Regions from separate parts of the Mus musculus genome. Here region 2 is linked to region 1. A link is a loop called in an ENCODE intact Hi-C map of the cell type or tissue named here. Cell type or tissue: heart. All regions are shown on one strand. Links, peaks and the distances in the headings refer to the core of each region. The heading gives the core; the rest is flanking DNA.

Region 1 (5,851 bases), core at 633-5,632:
AAGAGAGCAGCCAGCCAGCAATGGTCTTACCTACCCTTCCAAACATAAGGAAGGAAGGGACTGCTTCCTTCCTACCTCTCCCCAGGGAAAAGGGAGGCAGCTGTTTGGCTTCCTTGTAGAAGTCCAGAGAGCCTTTTGTAGTGTTACTGTTGGTACCAGGCAGCGGTCAGGCACAGACTGCATCAAGGGGCTCAGGAGAAGTTCTGGACAGGATGGCTGACCTTCATACAAGCCCAATAAAGGGCCCGACCCAAACATAGAACAGCCAACAAAATGACAAATGCCCAGGCTGCGTAGATCCCTCCATATTGCTGTGCATGCTTCCATGTACCAAACTGACAGATGAGGAAGAAGAAAAAGATGAGGTTACTTTTGGTATCTACTATTTCAAAGTCCTAGAAACAGTAATGCAATGCAAACTTCTGTCTCTGTACCCCAATCACTTGTAACACCTTCAGGGGTCTTTCCAAGATCAGGTGGTTTAGTGCTTCCTTCCCTTAAGCAGTAAAGTACTCTGCCATCCCAGGCATCTGCCAGCATTTCTCACATCTACTGAGTGAACCAGGATTGCTGATAACTCATTTCTTTCTCCAGAGTGGGGACACTGTTTAGCTTCTTAGTTTATTAGTGAATTTTAACTTTAGTTCACCTCTACCTAAAAGTATACTCCCCCTACATCCTATCACCAGACTCATTTTAGGTTTTTATTTTATAAGGCAAGGGTCTCATGTTGGTACCCTGCACAGCCTCAAATCCTATAGTCAATGGCCTTGAAATTCTATGCTCCTGCCTCTACCTCCTAGGTACTGGGACCACAGGCTTGCACCGCCATGCTCAGTTCTGCTCAGTTTGTGTGGTGCTGGATGATCGTGTTCATGCAAGCTAGGCCAATACTTTTACCAGCTAAGCCACATTTGCAGCTGGCAACAACCTACTCCCTCATTTTGTATTATAGATGGGGTCTTGCTATGTAGCCTGGGCTACCTTAGAACTGCCTGTATTCTTTGATTACAGGGACAGAACCCAACACCAGCTCTCTCACCATTCTTTAAGGTATCACCTTCTCAAATCTTAGCCTGTGATGAGGCTGGTAAGAGGTTTGCATTGAGGCTACTCACAGCAAGGCCAGTGGCAGTGACTGCCAAGAGTAAACCAAGCAAGAAGCAGCAAATACATCTCTTCCTAGGATATCGTCTCCCAATAGATGACCTGTGGGGAGCCAATAGAAACTGATATTTGGAATAGCCCTGTTGATTTTATGCCACCCACCACCCAGTCACCAGTACAATCCCTAACCACTTACACTTTTCTGCAGTGAGGGCATCGTGCCAAGGTTCGGTCTGTGAATTCTGTCCACTATGGAAAAAGAAGAACAGCCATAGAAAGAAGGCTCTCCTCCATGAGAACCCGAAAGCAGGGGGGAGGAGGAAATTCTTTTCAGGATTTACTACTATTCCTAGTACTTGCCTCCTCCAGGGTTTCCCAATATCCCTCCTCACCAGAAACGTGTTCTTGCAATGTCCACAGATGACCCTGACACCCATTGGCTGTGGCTCTGGACTCAGAGGTCCTGGATGCACAGGCCCTAGGTTGATGATTCTTTTGCTATACAGGGGGAAAAGTATGTTTTTAAAATTCTTAGTTCTATTTGGATCTGATGACACACTGCATCCCAGCACTTAGGAGGTGTAGGCAGGATGACTAGACATTCAAGGTGCTACTACACAGGCCTTCCTGCCTCCACTTCTCAGGTGCTGGGATTGAACACAGGCATGCACCACCTTGCCCAGCTCTAGATTTTTGTTTGTTTTTTTGTTTGTTTGTTTCCCTATTGCTTTACAACTTTCCTTACATATGGCCTTCTCTTCTTAGGTCTCTTACCAGTAGGGCCGAGGGCAGGCAATCCGCTGAGAAGTCACTTTGCAGATAAGGAGACAATTACAGGGGCATCGGACATACTTCTTTCCTGGAGGTGCATTCTTGATGGGCTAGAGAACAATGAATAAAGGAACAATGGGCATTTCAGCAGAGAAGCCCATTATCCCAGTCCTCTGCAAGGACATTACTGAGAAAGAGAATCAGACATTTGAGATATACAAATGTTGCCAGCAGAGTAGAGTGTGCCTGTGAGACTGGGGCAGGAAGATTGCAGAGTCTGATGGGAACCCGGGTCATTGTGAGATCGTCTCAGAAAAGCAGAGAACCCCAAAATACAAAAATCAAAAGCAACTGCAACAACTGCCAGTGAGAACTACACTTCAGGTCCAGGAAAGATCAAAAAGTGAGAGCTTGGTGAACGTTATTTTTAGTGAGTGGCTTCTAAAGAAATGGCTGCTGCAAGATGCAGGAACTGAAAGTTTCATGAACAGGGTGTTGAACCAGAAAGAGGATCCAGGAAACAAGGCCCATTCTGCAGATAGTTATAACTCACAGTGGCTTCGTTGCAGACACCACATTTGACTACATGCTGATGCATCTTGCCTTCCACGTTGATCGGAGACTGACAGACGCGACAGGTAATCATGGGGGCACTCCCACTATCCGGGCTAGTCAAGGGTGAGTAGGGGGGTGGGTCCTCTCCAGGCAACACGGCTGGATGTCCCTCAGGGAACGGGGGAAATGCTACGAAGAGGAAGCAGATAAACCCAAAATCATCATTCGAACACTTCCCACGGATGCTCCACGGACGTGGGGAACCCTCTGAGTAAGCTCGATCCGCTGCTCACAAAAAAAGCGCTCAGATCAGTTTCCTCAAAACCCGCTTTCAGGCCAGGCTTAGGCAGTGATTGCGGACCGAGGATGCCTCGCCCCGTGACAGGTGCCACGGGGCCACACCTGGCGCGGAAGCAGGCTCCGCCCCCTGACCCGATCCGCCCCTAGGCCTGCGTGCACCTCAGACCTCCGGCTTACCCTGGGGCGGGGCATGTTTACCGGCTCCGTACGGAGGTGCGGAGGGCGTCAGGCCTCCACCGGGCCCGGTCGCGCTCCCGCCCGGGCCCGCTAAGCCGTTGCCACCAGCGCCGCCATCGCCGGCCTCGGAGAGCAGCGGGGAGCGCTCTCCGTCTGCCGCCATGGCGACTCCCGCTCGGTCAGCGACCAGCTCCCGCCGCCGCTGCCACCGCCGCCGCCGCCGTCGCTACCGGGTCCCTAAGGCGCCTGCGCGCCGCGTTCGCCCGCAGCCAGTGCCGCCCCGCTCACGTGACAGGCTGGCCCCGCCCCTCTGCGCTGTCATTCGTGGACCTGAAACAGTTCCCGGTTTGTAAGGGAGCGTCCCTTCTCCATTGGAGAGAGACGTGTCACGTCACTGTCACATGGTCTTCCCGTAGCTGCTGAGTCCGTAAACACTGCACGTGACTCGAAGTTGTGCGAGCGATTGGAAGTGGGGCGGTCGCGCTACCTCCGGCCCAGGTGGGCGGCTGCCCCGCACGCGTCACGTGCGCAGCCTGTCGCGTGAGTCGCTCCTCATTGGGCCCAAGTCTCCCGTGGGACGTAACCCTATTGGCCCAAATTTAGCGCCAGAACGTGAGGGCGGCTGCCTTCTGGCTGGCAGGGCTGGTATCCTGGGCCGCGGGAACCGCCCTAAAACCTGGACAAGAATCGAAAAGCCACCGGGAGCTTGAGGGCTTAGCACGCTTGTCTGACTTGGCACAAGGCCCCCGAGTAGTGGTGATGTGGTTGCGTATGCCTGTAAATGCAACACTTGGGGAGATGAGTTAGGAAAGGGAATTCCAGGGTAGCGGAGAGAAACACTGAACTACACAAGGAGGATCAGAATACAAGAGGGCGGGGCACTGGGAAGATGCGTTAGCGGTTAAGGGAACTTTCTGCTCTTTCAAAGGAGCCTAGTTTGAGTCCTAGGGCCGATGCTACCTGTAACTCTACCTCCTGGAGATTGTGCACCCGGCAGCTACATACACGTGGCTTAAGTGCGTGGGCACACACACATATATATAAAATAAAAACGTCCAAAGTTAAAAAAACAGAAGGTCACAGTGTAGGGCTGTAATCCCAGACTATGGAAGATGGAGACAGGAGGATCAGACATTCGGGTTTGGCTAAGAGTTTGAGACCAGCCTGAGCTATATGAAGACTGTCTAAAAGCCTAGTGCGCATGCTGAGTCTGAGGCTGGCTAAAGCAAGAGGATCATGAGTTTGAGTCCGATTTGACTCACAAACGGAAATGAGAGACTGTTCCTGTAGGATGGTTATGGTGATGCTATCTGGTGAACTTAATGGTAACCATGCTGGAAGCCCTAGGTTCCCTTTCAGCGCCTAAAAAAGATAATAATAATAATTTTTTTTTAATTCTGAAAATGTGCTGTACTACCACTGCTACATCCACAGTCTTTAGTTTTGAGACAAGATCCTGGCTTGGAATTTGGTGATTCTTCGCAAACCTCCCGGGTAATTGAGAATACAGGCATTTGCCTCTAAGCATAGCTGTAAAATTATAATTAATTCTACAAGTGTCTCTACAAGGGTTAAGGTTGGAACCAACCTGAAAGCCCCTCTCAAAGCATGTGTGCAAGTGCTGTCTACGGAAGCTGCCATGGGAGAAAAGCAACTAAAACCCCCTACAAATCACAATGGCCAGCCCAGCAAGAGTGGGTTCAATAGTGTGGCACTTCATCTCAAGGGTAACCTGCTGGACTTTAGGCCTGGGATGGTGTGCTTCTGTCAACCTTGTCAACTACTGTGGCTGGTGACGTCATGGGCCCTAGGAGAAAACCCACTGCTGCTGCCCTCCTAAAACACTAAAATTCTGAACAGCATTCTAAATAAATACCTATATATATGTATCCACACGTCTGCCTGCTCCCCCCCCTCACACACACACACACTCTCTCTCTCTCTCAAATACACCATTAAAGAAGCAGCCTTTCCTCAGAGCAGATGGAGGCCACTACAGTGATCCACAACTGATCTAAATACCTCCATTGCTGAAATGAAAATTATCTTTTATTAGTGTCTCTCTCCACCGATGGAAGGGAAGTGCATCATTTTACTCAATTGATGTATACTGACCTGTCAGATATATACACATGTGTTTATTGATTCAGCTAGTGACTCAAATCCAAAGATAGTTTTGTCATATTTGGTAGATGAACGTCTTTAGACTTTGCTTAATTTTTGTCTTCAGCAAAGAAATTGTAAATGGAGGCTTTTTTGTTTTGGTTTGATTTTTTTTTTTTTTAAATAGGGTCTCATCCTTGAACTAGGCTGGTCTTAAATTCTTGGCAAGTCCCACCTCTCCTCAAAGGCCTGAGACACCATGCCTGATTCTAGGTTCTGATAGTTTTAGACACAGGTTTTTTTTTTTTTTCAGATTAGTTTCTACCATCAGACTTGTCTTCAACAACCCCAACACTCCCCAGCACATACTTAAAAAATGAGTCACAGCTCTGCAGACAACAGGCCAGTTTGCTGTTCTTGCTGATTTCTGCTATAGACTCTCAATTAGGTTAGGTTTCGCTATTTGGGCCCTTGCTATATATAGCCCCCCAAATCTATCCTTTTGTGATACGATACCTCCATCTTCACTAAAGTTGTGTTTTATGATAACTTATATCCGGTTCTAGCTATACAAAAAAAGTTAAAAGTAGAACTGGGGACATATTTCAGTGGTGAAGCACTTGCCTAGCACACATTATGCCCGGGATTTCAATCCTAGTATGCATTCCTGCCACCAAAACAATGTAGGGAGGAAAGAACCCATTTTATACTCTGAAGGGTCAAAGTAGAATAAATGAGTTTGTGTGTGTGTGAGAGAGAGAGAGAATAAATGGTTTATGTATTTATCTACTGTTCATTCATTTATTCATTTGTCATTTGGCCTCTAGGTGATGTTTTT
Region 2 (5,851 bases), core at 279-5,278, 87 kb after region 1:
GAGAGCACATGAAAGAGGTTGGAGGGAAGAAATGGTGTAGCCTCCCTCAGCCTGGAAGCAGACTGATCCAGACTTTGACCTTGCTGCCACTAAGAAGGAGATTACCTAGGGTAAAGCCTTCTGACCTTGAAGGCGCTATTTACTCAGGAGAAATCGAAGACTCTGCTTCCTGATGAAAGATCCTTGAGATGTTCTGGAGACACACCCTGTAGATCACCTATGGGCTGGCTCCAGGCACCAAGAATGGGCTGGCAGGGGATGGGCCTACCCTCTTTATAAGCACGGACTCTCAGTAAACTTTGGGGGGCCTTGAACAGAAACTTGTCTTGGCCTCCATTATTTCTCTTGCCATTTCCTTCCATACTGCTCCGGCCTCCCACTCAGGAACCCAGTTAGTGTGGCCGCAGGCGGCTTACAAAATGGAAGAGGGGAAATTATGTGATTATGCTATAATCTCAAAATCCTAAAAATTATATTAAAATATTGTGTATATACTCATATACAAAATTCCTGAAAGACAGTTATCAAAACGCATCAGTGATAAAATAATCAATTCATTATTTAAGTTTTATTTTTATATTATAATTTGTAATGTCTTTTAATGTCAGAGATCCACCTGTCTCTGCCTCCCAAGTGTTGGGACTAAAGGTGTGCACCACCACACCTGGCTGGCTGTATTTTATAATTTTTCCCAAGGAGAAAAAAAAACAACAAAATTTATTGTAGAGAATTTGGAAAATTGGAGATATTATTCAAAATTAATCACTTTTATGCATGCATATACACCTTCAAAAATAAGATTAAGGTAAGATATTATGTATAGTTTTGCCTTAAACTTTTGAAGTGCAAACTTGAAATGTTTGCAATATTGCAAACACAGAAAACTTTCAAGAAGTATAAACAATTATTTTGGCACAGTAGCTTAATGTGCCCCCAACTGAATATATATCTTTCTTATTATAATATGACATTCTAAATCAGAACCATAAAGGCACCATTCAAACCAGGCTGACAATATTACCTCTGTTGCCATGTAATTCAGATGCTATTCAAGATTATCCATACAATATCCATAGCAAAAGGATCATATCAGAATTGTATATTTCCTCCAGGGAGTTTAATCTGTTTGCTGTTGGGCCAAATGTAGCTCCTTAAATTCTCATTGATTTATAACTCTGACAGTTTTAAGAACTGCAAACCACTTCCTTTGTAGAATGTTCCTGTGTGATTCTGCACCTCTCAAATGAAAAGTATGACAAGAAAATAAATACTAAATATCAGATTTTAACAACCATTTGCCACTATTAGAGGCCTATCATCAAATACTGTTGTAGTCTTTTGAATAAGAATGCCCCTCATAAAATCATATATTAAATGTTTGGTCACCAGGAAATAGCCCCATTTGAAAGGATTATAAGGATTAGTAGGTGTGGTCTTGTTGGAGGAAAGTGTGTCACTCCAGGTGGGCTCTGAGGTTTCAAAAAGCCCATGTCAGGTCTAGTCTCTCTCTCTCTCTCTCTCTCTCTCTCTCTCTCTCTCTCTCTCTCTCTCTCTGTCTCTCTCTCTGTCTCTCTCTCTGTCTCTCTCTCTTTTTCTCTCTCTTTCTCCTGAATATCAGGATGTAGTTCTCAACTACTTCTCCAGCACTATTCCTGACATGCCTGCTGCCCTGGTCTCTGATAGTAATGGAATAAACCTCTGAAACTATGCAAGCCCCAATTAAAGGTTTTCTTTTACAAGAATTTCCATGGTCATGGTGATTCTTTGCAGCAATAAAACACTGACTGACTAAGAAAGAAGTTGAATAAGTAAGGTCCTATAATGAGGAGTAGGCCCAAAAGTACTATTGGCACAGCAATGGCACTAGTAGAGTACTGGGAGCAGGAGAATAAAGGTTGACACCTGTTTGAAGATTCTTAGTGTCTTTTTTTTCCTTAACATTATTTTTGACCATCACTAAACTTTCTATAATTACCCCTAACTGGTTGGCATAGAAGGAACAAGTTTTGCCCAATGCAATCCAAAGACCACCTTGTTTCATGAAGAACAACCTCTGCTAAGAAGACTACCTGGACTTCCAGATAGGAAATAGGACTTTCCAAATGTGCTCAGCCTATGCCTACTTGAATACTGACCTCTTTCAATGATCTTTGGCTACTTTGTGGGTTTTTTCTTCTACCCTTTTTCTTCTGCCCTTTCAACCTCCAACAATACATAAGAGAGAAAAGGGGACAGAGAAGAAAGGGAAAAGATCCCTGAATAAATTCAGGGTCAGAAAGGGGGAACATTACTATTAGACTACTTCCTGTTGACTAGGGGCATTAAGTTCCTTGGGGGCAATTATGATCATCGCCATCCAGATATTTAATTTCTTCTTATTGTTGTTTCTTCTTCTCTTTTTTTGTACACGACTACATAACAAACTGTGACCAACAGCAACCAACAACCTACCTACCAGGCCCTAGTATTTATAGACCCTCTGAAAAGTCCACAGAATTCCAAACATCACACAGAATCACAGAAACTATCTGCAGTTGGCAAAATCACAGCCCTGCTAAATATACTTGCCAAGCACATCTGTTGGAACCGATGTCTTCAAAATTCCAGGGGGTGGGGCGAGGGGAAGCTCTACAGAGTGGGAGGTGGTTAAGCATGCCTCCTTGCCAAACAAACAAAGAATAATTCCTGGCCCAAGGGCAGATTGTCAGCTTCTTTCACTAGTATGGCTGCAGAAGCAACTGCCTGAAAACAAGTTGGCCAACTGGCAGAAAAAGAATCTGCCAGGTATTCTGAAGTTTTAGTGGCGTTTTTGGGTAACATACTTGGTTGGAGGACTTATTTCTCTAATAGGGGGTTAGATCATAAAAATATGGGTTGGGGACTGAATAGGATTCAAAGTAAGGTGAGCTTTGGCCTTTCTAAAGGATGTGGTGACCCATAGTTTTTGTAGTAAGTATCTCTGAATTAGGGGACCGAGCAATCTGGAATGGCTATGAAAGAGTTGGTCATAATACTTTGTCCCAAGCCCACCATCTGAGAGCCATGGAGGGAAGGAGAGAAGTCTGTCTAGTTGCCCTTGCATGGCTGTGTATAGAGACAACACTGATCCCAGGGTCACTGTCAGAACTGAGTGGGCTGTTCCTGTGTCTACCAGGATTTTAACAAACTTGCCCCCTACCTTTAATGTTACCCTGGGCTCCTGGCAGCTCAGTGGAATGGAGCCCTGACCTTATCAGTCCTCATCCAAATGAAGAAGGATGTCCTTCTTCCCTCTTCTGATTTGGGCATTTATTCTTCTAGTGCCTTTTTTGTTTACAATAAGTACATTGGTCCTTCTAGCTCTTCCTTTTGAAGTGTCTCTGGCTAACCCCTCTGGGATCACTTTTATGGGTCTCGCTGAGCAGTGTTACTACTCCTTGGTCAAAAAATTTTCCATCTACAGAATCACAGTTATTGTAAACAGTTTGCTTAATCACCAATAATTGAGACCTATTCATACCCTTAAATGCTTTTAACTTCTTAGGCTCCTTTCTAATAACTGGGACTCACTATATAACAAAATCAATATTGGTTGCTCACTGGTTTTCTGGCACATCTGAGTCAATGAGAGTGCTCCAGGAATACATAAGGTGATTCTTGGGACTCTTGTATAACCCTGCCCCTTTACAGCTGCCTTCAATCCTTCTAACAAGAGCTGGCAGAAATTGACCAGAGCCTTCTTGGTTGGTATTGGGGTCCTAGTCAGAAAGGGGAAAATCTGCTCTTTTGGGGGATGCATTGTCCTTAGGTGATCCTTTGCCTCCTTCCTTCCTTCCTTCCTTCCTTCCTTCCTTCCTTCCTTCCTTCCTTCCTTCCTTCCTTCCTTCCCTTCTCCTCCTCCCCTCCTCCTCATTCTTTTTTCAAGACAGGGTTTCTCTGTGTAGCCCTGGCTGTCCTGGAACTCAATCTGCAGACCAGACTGACCTCAAATTCAGGTATTTGTCTCTGTCTCTCAAGTGCTAGGATTAAAGGTGTGAGCCACTACCACATAGCCAGAGATTATCTTGTCTATCTTCAAACAGGGTCTTGTCCCAATCTTCAGCCATAAAGTAGGTGACCTGGAGCTGTTGGCTTTCATCCCAGGTGGCTGGTGGGTGTAAAAGGAGTACACATGGCTCCAGCTGCATATGTAGCAGAGGATGGCCTTGTCATGCATCAATAGGAGGAGAGGCCCTTGGTCCTATGAAGGCTTGATAGATGCCCCTGTATAGGGGAATTGAGGGCAGGGAGGTGGGAGTGGGTGGGTGAGTGGGTGGAGGAACACCCTCATAGAAGCAGGGGGAAGGAGGATGTAATAGGGTGTTTTTGAGAGGGAGGGAAATGAGGAAAAGGGATAACATTTGAATGTAAATAAATAAATAAAAAAAAATATATATATATAAAGACAGTCTCAAAGAGACTAATGAAAGCCTGAGGTTTTTCTCAGTTTTTCAGTTATACAGGTCTTTAGTTGAAAAGAAGACATAAACCATGAATGATATTGAAAAGTTTTCAGATCTTGAGGCTGCTGGGTATACCTCCCTTAAAGAGAGAAAAGGGGGTATTGTTTTTACTTACCAGAGCCACTCCAGTGTGTGGAGAGTGAGCATGAATTGGAAGAAAATACCTCTTCCTTCTGAGCATGCCCAGAAGTATTTCCCTCTTCATGGGCATGACCAGAGTCTGTAAAATCCAAGTTTTTCCTCCTGGCCCCAGGCTCCTAGAATAATGACTCTGAGAGTCAAATATTTTTTTACAAATACCTAGGCCATAAGCTAGCCACAGCTTTGGGCTGTTCCCTGGTTAGAACATAATTTAATATCCCTGTAAGGGTTCAAAATTCACTGAAGGAAGACTCCAGACTCAGGTAGTATGCAAAACCAATGAACATTTATTCTGCAACTAGCATGCTAAGGTCACCTTTGTTTCTGAATGCCAACACCAAACAGAGATATTCGAGGATGTTTTATAACAGAACTGCTTATTGTTTCTGAGATAACAATGGACTTTTAAAACTTAGGGCACACGCTGGGCAGTGGTGGCGCACACCTTTAATTCCAGCACTTGGGAGGCAGAGGCATGCAGATCTCCAAGTTCAAGGCCAGCCTGGTCTACAGAGTGAGTTCCAGGACAGCCAGGGCTACACAAAGAAATCCTGTCTCAGAAACAAAACAAAAAACAAACAAAACAACTTAGGGCACATTCCAAGGGGTTATAAAAAACCATTAACTGAAGGTCATAAAGAAGATATATACCACAGGACCACAGGTGTAAAAACAGAAGATAATATGTTGACTGGGAGCTGGGCAGTGGCATGCCTTTAATTCCAGCACTTGGGAGGCAGAGGCAGGTGGATTTCTGAGTTTGAGGTCAGTCTGGTCTACAGAGTGAGTTCCAGGACAGCCAGGGCTAAACAGCGAAAACCTGTCTCGAAGGAAAAGGAAAAAAGATATTGACTTGTTTTATCTATATAAAACTTCAAGGACAGCTTAGTCGTGGTATTTATCTTCCTATGAACCTATAAGGTAGGAGCCGATAACTGTTCCTAGTGGATATGTATACAGACATTCTCTGTTATAAACTTCTTATTTAATTTATGACCTAAATTTATGTGTAAACTCATACTGATCTATTTACCACGTGAACACACTCTGAAAGTTGTACAAGTGTTGAGAACAAAGGGCAGAGGCAGCCCTCCCCTCCCCCTTCCGGGTTTCTGAGACTTAGAGAAGCACAATTCCATGTTGAAGCTTTACCTAGCCTCCCGCTGTTCTCGTTGTTCTCGCCACAAGGTGCTAAGCTGGAGACTGTAGCTTCTAACCCCACAGCAACT

Evidence for each region. Peaks named below come from ENCODE experiments on the same cell type or tissue, not always from the same donor. Only the 100,000 strongest peaks of a DNase experiment are listed, where the experiment ranks them.
Region 2: a loop joins it to region 1, with 2.0 times the contacts of the local background. A loop is called at or near these places in 2 of 42 quality-filtered maps.

What each region holds. Positions count from the first base shown.
Region 1 is chr14:50,927,703-50,933,553 of GRCm38, forward strand. Pip4p1 (phosphatidylinositol-4,5-bisphosphate 4-phosphatase 1) reads right to left here and starts at 3,147. Exons shown (of 7, transcript NM_001033271.5): 1 at 2,911-3,147; 2 at 2,432-2,622; 3 at 1,882-1,988; 4 at 1,500-1,605; 5 at 1,304-1,356; 6 at 1,119-1,209; 7 at 1-335. The coding sequence starts at 3,073. The coding sequence ends at 192. In heart, for the core only: a CTCF peak has its summit at 3,591; a DNase peak (open chromatin) is centred at 3,319; H3K4me3 peaks cover 2,803 bases; H3K27ac peaks cover 2,137 bases.
Region 2 is chr14:51,014,815-51,020,665 of GRCm38, forward strand. No RefSeq gene overlaps it. Among named protein-coding and RNA genes, the nearest start is that of Rnase10, 9.8 kb to the left of the region's middle. In heart, for the core only: no CTCF peak of the experiment used is centred there; a DNase peak (open chromatin) is centred at 2,617.